Regions from separate parts of the Homo sapiens genome. Here region 2 is linked to region 1. A link is a loop called in an ENCODE intact Hi-C map of the cell type or tissue named here. Cell type or tissue: PC-9. All regions are shown on one strand.

Region 1 (8,000 bases):
AGAACACTTGAAACAAGTAAGGATGACAACAGATCCATTCCCTTACCTCTCACCCCACATTCCGCCCTTCCCCTTTTATAAAGAAAAATGTCTTCAGTCCTATCAGTTTCCTTTCACAAACACTCTGCATCATGTATCCTCAGGAGGCCCATCCACTAAAAGGAGAATGAAAGTGTTTACAGATGGTAGAAAGAGATAGGAGAGGACACTACCGCAGTGCCAACACTATCATCCCAGGATCTAGAGACCTAAAGCAGAAGAAATTCTAGTCAACAAAACCCCAGTCATAACTGTAGGGAGGAACTGAAAGTAAATCTTAGAGGTAAAGAATGAAGAAGACAAAAGATTAAAAATTCAGGCACAAGAAATGATTTAGATGGGTAAGAACAAACCACTGCTTTACAAAGTCAGACTTCATACAATTCAAGTAGACTAGCCTCGTAAATTAAAGAAACTTAACAGAACAAAAAGTAATAAATTCATAAAAAAAAGTTTTAAACCCAAACGGCTAAAAAGATTTGACATGTTCACTAATGGAAGTATAAAATAAGTATCTATAAACCCCATAGGTCCAGCAAAAACAAAATATGGCTAAGCATCCCCATTTTACAATACTGAAAAACATTTCCATTTTATGGTATCACTAATTCATATGGCTGTCGTCTCTACATCCTCAAGGAACTCATAACCAAAAGAATATGGTATATGATTTCATTTTAAATAATTTCATTTTTAAAGTCTGGTGATTGTGTGTTTGGAAAGGGGTGGTGAAGACATGACAAGGAATTACAGGTCAATGTACATCAGTGGGAATCAGAAGCACAAGGTCTCTGTTCTTTTCATGCAAGAGAGGTATCTATTGTCCTAGGCTTCATATTGCATATGATGTATGTACAATGCCCACAACCGTTTACATTCCATGAAGATCTAATGAACTCCAGTTCTGAGTGGGTTCTTCAAACTCTCTCCATTCAGAGTCCAGACTGGGTACCCAGAACATCTGGTAGCACAAATCACTGAAGTCTACCAAAGATGGCAATCTTTTTGTTTTATGGTGGATTCCTTTTTTTTAAGTATGTTCACCATGGACAGTATACTCATTAAAATATGTACTGAAAGGTATATTTATTCTGTTCAAAGTTCAGCTGAAATGTAGTGGGGGAAAAGCTTTTACTGTTTCTTTATAATTCTTTGACTCTAGATAAAAATGGTTCTCACTCTTTAGTTGTGCTTGTAGTGGCTTTAAGTCATTGAAACACCCAGGCATTGAGTAAGAGGTGGCCCTTTTGAATTTGTTGAAGATGTGTTTCTCTTCTACCTTGGTCTTTCTCCTAAGCATTAATATCTACAACACTTGAGGTTTTGGCTTTTGTTTAAGCATAAATAATTGAAATACTGTATGATACCATGTTAAAAATAAGCCACCACGCCAAGACTGTATTAATAGCACAGTTCAAGTCACTGCTGTAACGTACATGGCACTGCATCTTTCACTAACAAACGAAATGTAACCTGAACTTTGTCTTACACATAGCCTTGAAAACAGATATTTCATTACTACCACATATTTTTGTTTTATATCCTGCCAAATGATTAACTAAGTTTTATTGTAAAAGAACTGTCAATCAGAGCACAGTATAATGATCAGGGTACAATTATTATTTTTTTTTTTTTACATCTGATATCCACCACTTACAAACTTAGGCAGGCCAGTTGGCTTCCTGGAAGCTCAGGTTCTTCATAAAGATGAGAATATCAACATTACCTTAGCTGAATTATGTGAATCAAATGTGAAAATGTTTTATAAACCCTAAAATTCTATTTTTAAAACCATGAAGGAAAGACTGACAGGCTATATTAGATAAATATTAAATATTTCTGCTTGGCGAAAGAGCAAGGCACCACCACTATCAAATGATAAACTAGAAGAAAATATGTGTAACACATCTGAAAAAGAGTTAATGTCTTTAAAGAATTCCAACAACTTGATAAGCAAAAAGAATCCAAGAAGGAAAAAAATGAGCAATGAATAGGAGAAATGTGAATAAACTTAAAATATGCGAAAAGGTACTCAACCTTACTGGTTGGCAGAGATACACAAATAAAAGATCAATTTTGCCGCCAGGCGCGGTGGCTCACACCTGTAATCCCAGCACTTTGGGAGGCCAAGGTGGGCAGATCACGAGGTCAGGAGTTCAAGAGCAGCCTGGCCAACATGGTGAAACCTCATCTCTATTAAAAATACACAAAATTAGCCAGGTGTGGTGGAGTGCACCTCTAATCCCAGCTACTCAGGAGGCTGAGGCAGGAGAATCGCTTGAACCCAGGAGGCAGAGGTTGCAGTGAGCCAAGATCATATGACTGCACTCCAGCCTGGGCGACAGATCAAGACTCCATCTCAGAAAAAAAAAAAAAAAAAAAAGATCCATTTTGCAAAAACTTGGTGATTGTTAATATTCAGAGTTGGTAGTACTATAAGGAAATGTACATTTTCATACATTACTTGGGAGAGGGGTTTGAAAGTTTCTACAATCTTCCAGAAAGCATTTGGTAAAATGTTATTATTTAAATTTTTTAAATTATACATCCTTTAGTCTAGGAATCCCACTTTCAGTGTTTATTCAACTGAACTAAAGCACCAGCATTTAAAGATATGTACTCAAGAATGCTTTGCCATTACTGCTTAAAAGAACAAAAATTGGAAATGTGGTTGCCATCAATACCAGAAAGGCTAAATAAATCACATTTGGTTCTCTCTATAGAATATTATGCAGCCATTAAAAATAATGAATTATATATCTGCATCTATTAACCTCAAAATAAGTCCAAGATATGTTTAAGTGAAAAATTAAAGTCAGAGAATAATCATGTGACTGGTATTATTTAATATTATAAAATTTAAAACAAATTAAAACATTTTAAACATGTCTATTAGAGCCTAATACTAGAGTGGTGGTGTATGTGTGTGTGCATGTTCATATGGAAGGATGCTTATTAATTTCTGGGGTGACTGAGTTATAAAACTTAAACGTATTACTTTTGTAATTTAAAAAAAACTTCAAGAAAAAAATAAATAATTAAGAACAAATGAAACTGATCAGACCCAGTATTGGAAAGAATATATGCAAATACAAACATATGCAAATAATAAAAAATTGCAATTGCAATACCTTTTCTTCAAACACAAAAAAATTAATCTACCAAGAAATTTTAAGTATAACACAATGAGTTACAAGCTGGAATCTTTACAGTACAATTCCTTCTCTCAAACTATTACCAGAAGTAAAAGCAACAGTGAATTACATTATAAGATGGTAGAAAAGGCGTTATGCTATGAAGCATCATTAAATGTATCACATACATTGGGAGGCTGAGGCAGGAGGACAGCTAGAGCCCAGGATTTCATGGCCTATGACAGAGCCTATGAATAGCCACTGTACTCCAGCCTCACAACATAGTCCCTAAGAAAATATGTAAGATTTTTTTTTAAATGCATCACATACAGATACACAGACATCACAGATACACATACATACATACATATGCGCACACACATGCACACACACACACCTCTGCCTCTCCTTCCTCTTCAGCAAGTAAAGCTTAGAAGAGGAACACCTATAAGTGCTCATACTGAAGGCAGAGAAGGGCAACAGTAGCCACAGCAGACATTAATAATCTATCACAGCACTCTTCTCTGTGGAGCAGAGAGCAGCCTCAGAATTGCATTACCAGTACAGAGTTCTAAAATAGAAGAAGCCCATCCCTGAGTAGGAGAGGCATAAAGCCTAGTTGACCTTGCTGGAGCAATAAAAAGAAAAAAGCCCCCAAGTCTGAGCTGAAGATGAGACACAGACCTCTTCATGCACTTAACCTAGCACTACAAGAGCAAGCTTTCAAAAGTATTCCTTTAATAAATACTAACCTAAAATACTCATTCTTGATATGCCTCCAAGAAAGGCTGCAATGGTGCTGTTTTACGGACTGTGGAACAACAGATGTCTCCCTATCTGGCTCCTGATCTGAAATTCCATTAGCAATCATATTTTCACTCCACAGTAGATTTTTCTTAGATGTTTAATACAGCAACAGCATGCCACCATGAATCAGCAATATCAGATGCCCGCCCACTTTGATAGGTTGGTATGTTCTCCTAACCTTAAAACAGTGGCTCTCAAACTGTGACTCCAGAACTATTAGCACCACCTGGGAACCTTTGGAAGTGCAAATTCTCAGGCCCCACCCCAAATTTAATGAATCAGAAACTTTGGGGGAAGAGTCTAGCTTGTTCTGATTCTGATAATGGCTATTGTTGCAGAACCACTGCCCCTAACTATACATTATAAACAGCATCTATGAGTACAAGTGTTTTTATCCTATACACCCCCTAAGTTTAATAGTTAAAAATGCTGTTTCACTAGCATGCCATGTTATGTCATTAAGCAAAGTTCATTTATTGTTTTTGGTTTTTTAATGCAGCTGATTTTATTTTCAAGAAACTTTGTTCCCAGAAGTCAGTAACTGAAGTTACTAAAATAGCTATGACCATCACCACAACTGCTTCTAACTATACTGCCACAAAGCACAGTACATGACTAAACGCATCTCCACACTAAGCATGCAGTTTGCAGAGCCTGTCTTTTGGTTAGAACTCCTGTTTATGGCATTGCCCATTTTGCAACACAAGCTATAAAGTGACTAAGTAAATAATACATACATACTCCACGGTATAGGACAATTCAATACAAATGATCAAACATCCACTACACATAAGACACCATATTAAGAACTGTAAGTGAGGCTCTGTTATATTTCTCTACAATTTGGTTTTGGGGGTATCTCTCTGGAGAGTAGCCATAAATTCTAGTCTTGCCCTGATAGGGCTCTAGGAAATATAGTTGTAGATATTTACAGTGTACCTTTCATGAGATCCTTCTTCATCCTGGCAGACAGCCTAATGCCTAAGTGTCTGACCTGTGACCAGGTGTCCCTCTCACAGGAAACTGGTTTATACTGGCAGGTACCCTTGTGGCCCTTGTCTGACCTGTGTCCAGTTTATTCCTCCCAAGATAGCCACTCTCTGGGAGAGCTCTGACTAAGAGGAAAATTAGGTCTGGGTCTGTCAGTCCGATGAGACACAGAGGAGGAAATACAACACAAACATGTGAAATACCAGAAGCAACGTACGACAAATTGGTGAGAGGAGGAGTACCAATGCGGGCGAAAGACAAGATGGCAGGGAAATGCACTCAACCAGCAGATGGGCAGCCAGAGAGAAATGAGCTATGGGCCAAGGCCTTTATTGGGGTCCAGGGAACTAACCAAGCAGGTTTCCTGTGGGAAGTTCTAGTTGGTGGGTTTAGAGCAAGCAGGCAAAAGTTCTGTGGAGTCACACTGTGAATGAGAGTGGCTACCGTGGCGTATCTGCAGCAGTCCATGCAGGGTACGGGGGGTCAGTCAAGTAGGCTGTATCTGTATGTCCATGAGGGAGGTGGTTGTACACGGCAGGTATCTGGCTCGACCACACTGAGGAACCGGGAGGAGGCAGGGAGTGGATAGTGTGTCAAGGATGACTGAGCCCTGCTTCTGTGTGAAACAAGTTACACCTAGATTCAGAATAGATGCTGAAGCAACATAAAATTATAAAAATTCACTGTAATTCACATCTTGGTGCCTGGGCACCAGTTTTTAAATGTCAGATAAGTGTAAGTCTGAGGGGTGGATGCACTGACTGTAAGGAGAAAGTGGATTTGGTGGTCATATTCAGAGGCACAAGTCAGGAGATTCTGATGGAAAGTTGGAAGGGGTAGTAGGGAAAGACACCAGTGGGTAGGTGGTCCTCTCCCCTAGGGAGTAAGGGGTTGACTGATACGAGGCAGGTGTCTCCTGAGGAAAGCAACAGTCACCATTAATTGTAGTAACTCATTCCGGATTTTCCTTGCAGTATGGAAGTGTAGGGGTGTACATTTGAGTGGAGAACAAGGAGGATACCAGGATCATGGGCTAAGGAAACAGTGGGTTCAGGAAGAAAACCAAAAAATGTCCTGTGTCCTGATGAGTGGAGGTTTTAGTGTCCCAGGGGAAGGAATCACAGGGGCAAAGTCATCTCCAATGGAGAGGTCCTGGGTTGGGTGATATCATCTGGGATGTGAGACTGGGGTATGGCTTTTTAAGTGACTGCCCACTCGAGCTGATGCAGGCCTCTGGACTGTAAACCATTAAACACCCAAACCAGTAGCAATGAGACTAATATTCAACAAAATGATATGTAGCTGTACCATATAGGGGTTTTTATTATTTTTTTATTTTTTTTTTGGTGGTGGAGATTTAAGCTCAAATAGGTCCCCCATATCAAATGAGAAACTGCCTGGCCCATGGGACAATCTATTTTTAATAGGTCCCAGGAAAGAATGTGCCCTTGATCTAGCTGCCAGCCTTTATGGGATGGCAGCAAGATCACAAATGTATAAAGATATGACCTAGGGCAAGATAGAAACTGTTAGGGCTTTATTTGTTGGGCTGGGATTTGAAAAGGAGTCGTTTGAGGAAATCATTATGCCTCTCGATTAAATCATTACCTAACACCTGTCAGGGACATGAAAGTTCTACTGAAAGCATCTTCCAAGAAACCAGTATTGTGTTCTAGGAAGTGAAATGTGTTTCCTGGTTACCACCAGTAATATCTTCAAGGCAGGAGATTCTCAGTGTTTCTTACCTTGAAGGAACAATTTTTTTTTTTTTTTTTTTTTTTTTGAGACGGAGTCTTGCACTGTTGCCCGGGCTGGAGTGCAGTGGCGTTATCTCGGCTCACCGCAACCTCTGCCTCCCGGGTTCAGGCGATTCTCCTGCCTCAGCCTCCCTAGTAGATGGGATTACAGGTGCCCGCCACCACGCCCGGCTAATTTTTTGTATTTCTAGCAGAGATGGGGTTTCACTATGTTGGCCAGGCTGGTCTCAAACTCCTGACCTCGTGAGCCACCTGCCTTAGTCTCCCAAAGTGCTGGGATTACAGGCGTGAGCCACTGCGCCAGGCCTCAAGGAACAATTTTTAGGCAATGCTCCAATTGTTTATAATAAATGTAACGATGTCACTACTTGTAGGCCAGGGCATTCAGTGCTGAGGGGCCTGCCTGAAGTTTGGCCAAGTTTGTTTTGAAATTTTAAGTAATCTAGGACTGGCATACTTGCGGGACCTGGTGAATAGGGACTATAGGGTTTAAAGTTCCTTTTCTTTCCCTCTTGGGCTTGAAGCCAACACCATTTTTAGTTCCTATATCTGACTGATAGGAGAAAATGGGGGAGGAGGAAGGTATCTCTAGGCAGCAGCCTTTTCTTGGGATGGCCAGAGACTGTGAGATCATTAGTCCCTTTTTCTCCCCATACTCACCGTTTTGTTTTTTGTTTTGTTTTTTCTTTTTGGCAAAATCTTTTAGAATGGCCAGGCAGCTAAATAATTATTTTTCTTTCTTTGGATGTTTATCTGACGAGCTCCTGGGGTCCCATATGGCAACCATAGTAAGTGGCCACCTCTACTATGGTTGCCATCAGCCGGAGTCATAACAGGCAGCAGCCTCTTTTGAGGATCTCCCCATTGACCTTATCCGGATCAGGCTGTGGCCTTCCCCAAAGCTCAAGCACAGACCGCCTGATGTAAGACTCTGCGGCTGGGGAGTATGTCTGAAGAAAATTGAGTCAATATATATTCCACACCAGAGCAACATCTATTTGCTTTTATACAAGAAAAAGACTCACAAGCAATGTTACTAGACATGTTATATTGTGTGCCATGGGAGCATAACACCTAATGACAAAAAAATAAAACACAGAAGCAAAGCCAGTTAAGTAAGAGATATCTAGATGTCAGCCATAAACCCCAGACCCAGCTCCAGGAGTCTGTGACTATGAACACCAGCACTGCCTCAGATATCTCCTGACTCCGCTAAGGACTCACCAATCCCACCTGTGACCCACATGAAGGAGGAGAAAGTATCCCCATCACA
Region 2 (8,000 bases), 68 kb after region 1:
TGCTGTAGCTTCTACATCAGCACTTGCTGCTTCACCTTGCACTTTTATGTTATGAAGATGGTTTCTTTCCTTAAACCCCATAAAACAACCTCCAAACTATTCTTCTGCAGTTGCCTCACCTCTCTCAGCATTCAGAGTTGAAGACAGTTAAGGCCTTGCTCTGGATTAGGCTTTGGCTTAAGAGAATGCTGTGGCTGGTTTGATCTTCTATCCAGACCACTAAAACTTTCTCCATATCAGCAATAAGGCTATTTGCTATCTTATCACTCATGTGTTCATTGGAGTAGCTCTTTTAATTTCCTTCAAGAACTTTTCCTGTGCATTCTTAACTTGGCTAAGTGTTTGGCACAAGAGATCTAGGTTTTGGCCATCTTGGCTTTTGACATGGTCTTCTCACTAAGCTTAATAATTCTAGCTTTTGATTTCAAATGAAAGATGTGTAATTGGCTTAATTTCAATATTGTTGTGCCAGGAAATAGGGAGGTCCAAGGAGAGGAGGAGAGATGAGACAATGACTGGAGCAGTGGAGCAGTCAGAACATACACAGCATATATCTAGTTCGCCATCTTATATGGGCACGCTTCATGGCAACACAAAACAATTACAATAGTAACATCAACGATCACTGATCACCATAACAGATACGATAATAATGAAAAATTCTGATATACTGCAAGCATTACCAAAAGGTGACACAGAGACATAAAGTGAACACATGCTGTTGGAGAAATGGAGCAAATAGATTTGCTCAATGAAGGGTTGTGGCACAAACTTTCAACTTACGAAAACACAATATCCAGCCAGATGTGGTGGCACATGCCTGTAGTCCCAGCTAGTCAGGAAGCTAAGTCATGAGAATCACCTGAGCCCACGAGTTTGGGACCAGTCTGGGCAATATAGTGAGATCTCATCTCAAAAACCAAATCACACTATATCTGCAAAGCACCATACAATGAAGTATACCTGTACTTTATTTTCAAACCAGGAGTAATCCTGCAACATTGTCCAATGTCTATTATCTTGACCTCTAAAAATCCCAAAACATATAACTCTTTCTACCTGTCTCTTCTAAAATTATACACTGTTCTGTGTGGTGATTTATCACCACACAAATTTAATATATTTAATAACTCCAGTTAAAGCAATAGTAGGACAACATTTCAATTTAGTATTGCTTCCCTCCTATTTTTAAGGCCCTGAATGTTCAGATGCACAAAAAAATCATGAAGTAGGCTAGACACTAACCTGATATATTCACGTGGAGTTAGGCTCTGAGATCTTTCAAAACACAACATAATAAAGTTTGATCCAGGAGTATAACCATTTGTTTTTATCTTTTCAGATGATATGAATCTGAAGAAATGCCCTCCAGAGAAGAAAACACAACTTTCATTTCACAGCGCCTGTTCTCTTAACCCATGTACCTTTTCAACATCTCTGTGAAATTCTCCCAGCAAGACAAAGAGCCCCAGGTTCAGCAAAGATTCACCTTGACCATCTCTCACTTTCATACCAATATACCAACCACTTGGGCAATTATCACAGACTTGTCCATTCAAATCCATTCTAGCCCCATTACTGCACAATAGAAGACAGACTTCTGCCAGACACAGCCATGACAGATTCGAAAGGTAGAAATAAGCACTGTGGGGTGGGGCTGTGCTTCTGAATAAATCCTAGTGTTTAGTTTTCAGCTTCAAGGGAGAAGAGTGAACACACACACCATTTTGCCAGCTAGGCTTTAGGGTCTTGAAGTCTGCTGCTGTGATAATGGAAGACTGCTCATGTGTTCAGCTTCCTGATTACAGCAGACATAGCAGTTTTCCTGGCTGGCCAGTTCTATATTATTTGGGAATCATTCCTAGAAATTTAACCTAAAACCTGATCCTCCAGTATCCTCTGTAGTTCCCAGTATCAAATCTCTCCCTGCTAAAACTGGCTAAAGTGGTCTCTGCTATCAACAACTGAATCCAGACCTACATACTACTAAACAGAAAAGGATTCCTTTAAGTTCCTATCATTTGCAAAAGGAAATACTCCACCACAAAGGGAATTATTAGTGGCTGGCATGATAGAAGAGATAGACAACAATTTGGAGGATCTGTACTACAGTCAGCTCTTCTGCTGACCTTGACTAAATAAGAATGTAAGAACTGCTAGATAAACTCAAAAGAAGTCCATGTAAGTCCTCCCTTCCCTAGTCATATCTGGCACATAAGATGTATTAAAATTTTGAATCACTCTGAACTAACATCTATTCTAAGTATTATGGAAGCATAATGAAAAACAGGGATTGATTACTAATCCAGGGCTCAGTTTCATTATCTGAAAATGGGGCTGAACGTGGTGGCTCACACTTGTAATTCCAAGACTTTGGGAGGCAGAGGTGGGAGGACTGCTTAAAGCCAAGAGTTCAAGACCAGCCTGGTCAACACAGAAACTACGTCTCTAAAAAAAAAGAAAAAGAAAAAGAAGAGAAGATGGGAAACATATCAAATAAAGAATGACAGGTCAAGAACACTATGATATCTAATACAGCAACCACCAGGCATACGCAACTACTGAGCACGTCAAATGTGGCTAGTGCAACTGAGGACCTGCATTTTAAATTATATTTTATTTTAATTAATTAAAAATTTTAAAATATGATCAATTACTAGAAAACCCTTGAACATTATATTGGGAACAATTCAAGTATATGACGCTAACATTTTCCAAGTAGATATTTTATGAAATCTAAATACATACCAGATTCCAAAGGCTTCACCAAAAAAAGTGAAATACTTTATTAATTATTTATAGATATGTTAAGTGATATTTTGGATATATTCAGTTAAATAAATTATATTGTTAAAATTAAGTTTACTTGTTTCTTTTTACTTTTTCGAGTAAAGCTACTAGAAAACCTAAAATTGCAACTGTGACTTGCATTATATTTCTATTGTACAGCGTTGCTTACCTTAAGGAATGTAAAACATTTAACAATTTTTGAAAGAAGGGTTAAGAACAGGATAAATCAAGCCAGGTATGATAGCTCGTGCCTGTAATCGCAGCTCCTGTAATCCCAGGCTGAAGTGCAGGAGGATTGCTTGAGGCCAGGAGTTTGAGACCAGCCTGGGCAACACAGTGAGACTACGTCTCTAAACAAATTAAAAATTAAAATTTAAAATTAGCTGGGCGTATGCTTGTGGTCCCAGCTACTCTGGAGGCTCAATGGGAAAATCACTTGAGCACAGGAGTCAAAGGCTGCAATGAGCTTTGAGTAGTACGCCACTACATTCCAGCCTGGGCAACAGAGTAAGATTCCATCTCTATTAAAAAGAAAAAAAAATTAAGAAATGAGAAGAAATGAAAATTATATATATACAAAAGAACAAAACAACTTGGTATCATCGAGAAACAAGAGGAAATGTCCTTCTACAAAGAGCCCATGAGAAGACTTTTTTAAAAACATCTCTCCAAATAAGATTTCTAAGTATCCAAATAATTTCTTCACAATTCTGACGCATGAATAAAAAAATATAAACTTTTAAAAAACAAGAAGTTGATGAGAGCCATTATGGAGGCACACAAAATTAATTTCCTATGAGAAAGTAAAGTATGGTATGAGGAAATGTGGACTTGTGGTTAGGGTAAAAGAGCTCTTTGCTCTAACCCCACCCTTTTTACTCACTACTAAGTCCAAATCAAGTTAGGGACACATATGAGAGGCTAGACAGGACATGGTAACAGCATAAAGGTGAGGCCTCCAGCCTGGTGATCCACAGAGCTCAGTATGGGATGCCTAGGTAGCAAAGAGGGAGAAACCTTTTGTTTTCTCTAGGGGGAGAGAAGACACTGGGTGAATTCAGACCCTAAAGTAGACCCCAGGCAGATTTTTGTAAGTAAGACTAATTAAATCTCACCAGACTCGTGTGAGGTAAATAGGGAGCAGTGAGGTCCTATCCCAGTTACACTAAACAGGCCCATTAAATAAAGAAAGCCATAGCTTCTTACCACCTTAGCAAGACCCAAGAGCTCTGGCTCAGCTACCACAGTCTCACAGTACAAAAAGTCTACTCATCTTAGTCATTCACACAGGCACAACCCCAGCCATGCTAATGGTCATAAATGCAAATGCTATCCACTACTTTACTCTTTCTTCCTTGGGAGCATTTAATTAGCATTAACTCTTAAAACAAAACAGAAAGGTTAAATCCCTTCTCTCCATTTATGGAAATTAATAATAATTTCCATTGCTGTAACTAGACAGTGATAAGAGTCCCATCTAACACTTTGCATGTTACGTTAGTTAACTTGACTTTTTTTTTTTTAAGCTCGATTTCTTAGAGAAAATCTCTTGAAAAATACCCTTGCACAGACATGCTCCAACTTCTTTCAGTCTTGAATAAATTCAGACTGGGACTCACCATTGGAGAGCCAAGACTCTTCATAAAACAAGTTCTTAGACTCTCTTGGACAGTTTTTTTAATCCATTTGCTTTGAGCAGTTTTATCTGGAACCTGTGCACACTCTGCCTATAATGGTTAGTCCTGAAGAAGACCAAGGCTGCTAATCAAAAAGTGACTAGGGATGGAATGACTTGAAATATAATATAGTTTTCCTTTCACATAGGCATGGCTTATCAATGTTTTCTTCACACACTCCTTCACAAACATGGCTAGAGGTAAAGCCTTGAAATAAAGCAGTCAAAATTCATTTTTGTATAAAATATTTACTGTATTAGACGTAGCATTCTAATCATACACAGCAATGTGTAAGGAGAGCACCCCTCCCTCCAGTTCAGAGGAACTGAACCAGAACTACAACAATTTACACAGGGCTAACCTGCCTAACCACCTGAACAGAAAAGCCTCTGTCAACATATTTTGTTTTTAAACCTACATTATATTCCAAACAAGCAATGCATGCCAAGCTACACTGCATTTGGTAATTTGTACAAAAGGATATTGCCAAATTCCAATACAAAATGACTATGAACACACCCGTTTATTTTGGTGCTTCTTTAAATTCCATTTATCAGTGGATTCATTTATAGTTTAGGACTGCTGAACGAACCTTTCAAGACCATGTTTCTTTTTGGAGGATAAACTCAATCTGTCTTAAATATAGCAAAGTTCAACAATTCAGACATTGCTGTTTCTCAAGTTCTTTGATACACAGGTGAGAGTGGTAAGTTAGTGTTTATTTTAGGATCATTTATGGTAAGTGGGAGTGGGAAGAGATTTTTAAGCAAGAAATTACATAAACAAAATTAAAGAGGTGTTAAACAAATTCTTTCTTTCCCTTTAGAAATTTAATTTACATACTGACAATGTAAACACCATCCACAGCAGTACTTTGATCTGCTAATTACAAAACATTTTTATCTTTTCATTAAATCAGGAGTTCTAAGAGGCCACTTTAATGACTTAAAGGGCAACGTAAATAAGTCTTCCCTAATTCACACCAGAAATTCACTTGGAATTTTTTTTCCCTTAAACTAAAGGATCTATGCAATTCTTTAACTCTTGGGATGGTTGACTCCTGTATAGTTGATTAAAATATTCAACCTGTTTAGGCCCCTGGCAGCCAATCAGAGACTGGACTTTGAGGATTCCATCCACAGTTGATGAAGCACCTTAAACTACCTCTCATATAAGATGCAGGAACACTATGCAATTCTATCAGGTACAAGGAAAACATTTAAAATTCAACATTTCTACAGAGCTAATCCTTCAATTTGGTAAGAGGAATACCATTACCTCTGGCTATTTCTCTAAGTGATCAACAACAACAACAGAAATGCATTTAAGGCTCTATATCACTATTTAAGGAGAGCAACCCTCTCTCAGGTTTAAAAGAGCCTAACCTTTTCTCTCCTATTTTTGAAACCACAGAACAAAGTTCTATATCTGATGCTCAATCCAGCCGCAATGAAAAATATTTTTAATTTTTTATATTAAATTATTCTCCTTACAAAACTAAGGTGAATCCAAAATACTCTTTTAAAAAACCAATAAGCTGTACTTTTTAAAGCAGTTTTAGGTTTCAGAAAAATTAAGCAGAAAGTACAGAGAGTTCTTACATATTCCCTCTCCCCACTCTACCTGGCTCTCATTTTCCCCTATTATTAACATCTTGCATTGGGGTGGTACATTTGCTACAACTGATAAACCAACATTGACACACTATTAACTAAAGTCCATCCCTTACATTAGGGTTTTCTCTCTCTGTTGTACGGAAGTTCTATGGGTTTTGACAAATGTATAACGTCATGTAACCACTCATAACAGTATCAAAAAAAGTAGTTTCACTGCCCTAAAAATCCCACCATGTTCTACCTATTCGTCCCTTCCTTCCTCCCCACCAAACCCCCAGCAACCACTGAACTTTTTATTGTTTTCATAGTTTTACCTTTTTCAGAATGTTATAAAATTGAAGTCATATAATATGTAGGCTTTTCAGATTGGCTTCTTTCAATTGGCAATATGCACTTGTATCAGTCCTGTTTCACCCTGCTGATAAAGACATACCCATTTCATGCTGCTGGGAAGAAAAAGAGGTTTAATTGGACTTACAGTTCCATATGGCTGCGGAGGCCTCAGAATCATGATAGGAGGTGAAACACACTTCTTACATGGCAGCAGCAAGAGAAAAATGAGGAAGAAGCAAAAGCAGAAACCCCTGATAAACCCATCAGATCTTGTGAGACATACTATCGTGAGAATAACACAGGAAAGACCGGCCTCCATGATTCAATTACTTCCCCCTGGGTCCCTCCTACAACACATGGAAATTCTGGGAAATACAATTCAAATTGAGATTTGGGTGGGGGCACAGTCAAACTATATCATTCCACCCCTGGCCCCTCAAAATCTCATGTTCTCACATTTTAAAACCAACCATGCCTTCCCAATACTCCCCCAAAGTCTTAACTCATTTCAGCACTAACCCAAAAGTCCACAGTCCAAAGTCTCATGTGAGAAAAGGCAAGTCCCTTCTACCTATAAGCCTGTAAAATCAAAAGCAAGCTAGTCACTTCCTAGATACAATGGGAGTACAGACATTGGGTAAATACAACCATTCCAAATGGGAGAAACTGGCCAAACAAAGGAGTTACAGGGCCCATGCATTCAAATTTTAAAGCTCCAAAATGATCTCCTTTGACTCCAGGTCTCACATAGAGATCGTGCTGATACCAAGAGGTGGGTTCGTGGTCTTGGACAACTCTGCCCCTGTGGCTTTGCAGGGTACAGCCTCCCTCTCTGCTGCTTTCATGGGCTAGTGTTAAGTGTCTGTGGCTTTTCCAGGAGCACTGTGCAAGCAGTCGGTGGATCTACCATTCTGGGGTCTGGAGGACAGTAGCCTTCTTCTCACAGTTCCACTATGCAGTGCCCCAGTAGGGACTCTGTGTGGGGGCTCCGACCCCACATTTCTCTTCCACACTGCCCTTAGCAGAGGTTCTCCATGAGGGTCCCACCCCTGCAGCAAATTTTTCCCTGGGCATCTGGCATTTCCATACATCTTCTGCAATCTAGGCAGAGGTTCCCAAACCTCAATCCTTGACTTCTGTTGCACCCACAGGCTCAACATCACATGGAAGCTGCCAAGTCTTGGGGCTTCCACCCTCTGAAGCCAGACACCAAGATGTACGTTGTTCCCTTTCAGCCATGGCTGGAGCAGCTGGGACACAGGACACCAAGTCCCTATGCTGCACACAGCATGGGGACCCTGGGCCCAGCCCACAAAACCACTTTTTCTTCCTGGGACTCTGGGCATGTGATGGAAGGCGCTGCCATGAAGGTCTCTAACATGGCCTGAAGACATTTTCCCCATGGTCTTGGGGATTAACATTAGGCTCCTTGCTACTTATGCAAATTTCTGTAGAGGGCTTGAATTTCTCCCCAGAAAATGGGGTTTTCTTTTCTATCACATTATCAGGCTGCAAATTTTTGAAACTTCTATGCTCTGCTTCCCTTTTAAAACTAAATGCTTTTAACAGCACCCAACTCATCTCT

What was found. A loop is a pair of places that touch in the nucleus more often than their neighbours do. Peaks named below come from ENCODE experiments on the same cell type or tissue, not always from the same donor. Only the 100,000 strongest peaks of a DNase experiment are listed, where the experiment ranks them.
Region 2: it touches region 1 in a loop (6-fold over the local background); 3 of 110 quality-filtered maps call a loop at or near these places.

Annotation. Positions count from the first base shown.
Region 1 is chr9:20,508,212-20,516,211 of GRCh38, forward strand. All of the region lies in intron 2 of MLLT3 (MLLT3 super elongation complex subunit), which reads right to left. Among named protein-coding and RNA genes, the nearest start is that of MIR4474, 9.9 kb to the left of the region's middle. In PC-9, no CTCF peak of the experiment used is centred here; a DNase peak (open chromatin) is centred at 4,120; H3K27ac peaks cover 2,486 bases.
Region 2 is chr9:20,576,061-20,584,060 of GRCh38, forward strand. The region is part of intron 2 of MLLT3 (MLLT3 super elongation complex subunit); the gene reads right to left. Among named protein-coding and RNA genes, the nearest start is that of MLLT3, 42 kb to the right of the region's middle. In PC-9, no CTCF peak of the experiment used is centred here; DNase peaks (open chromatin) are centred at 3,681 and 4,841; H3K27ac peaks cover 1,301 bases.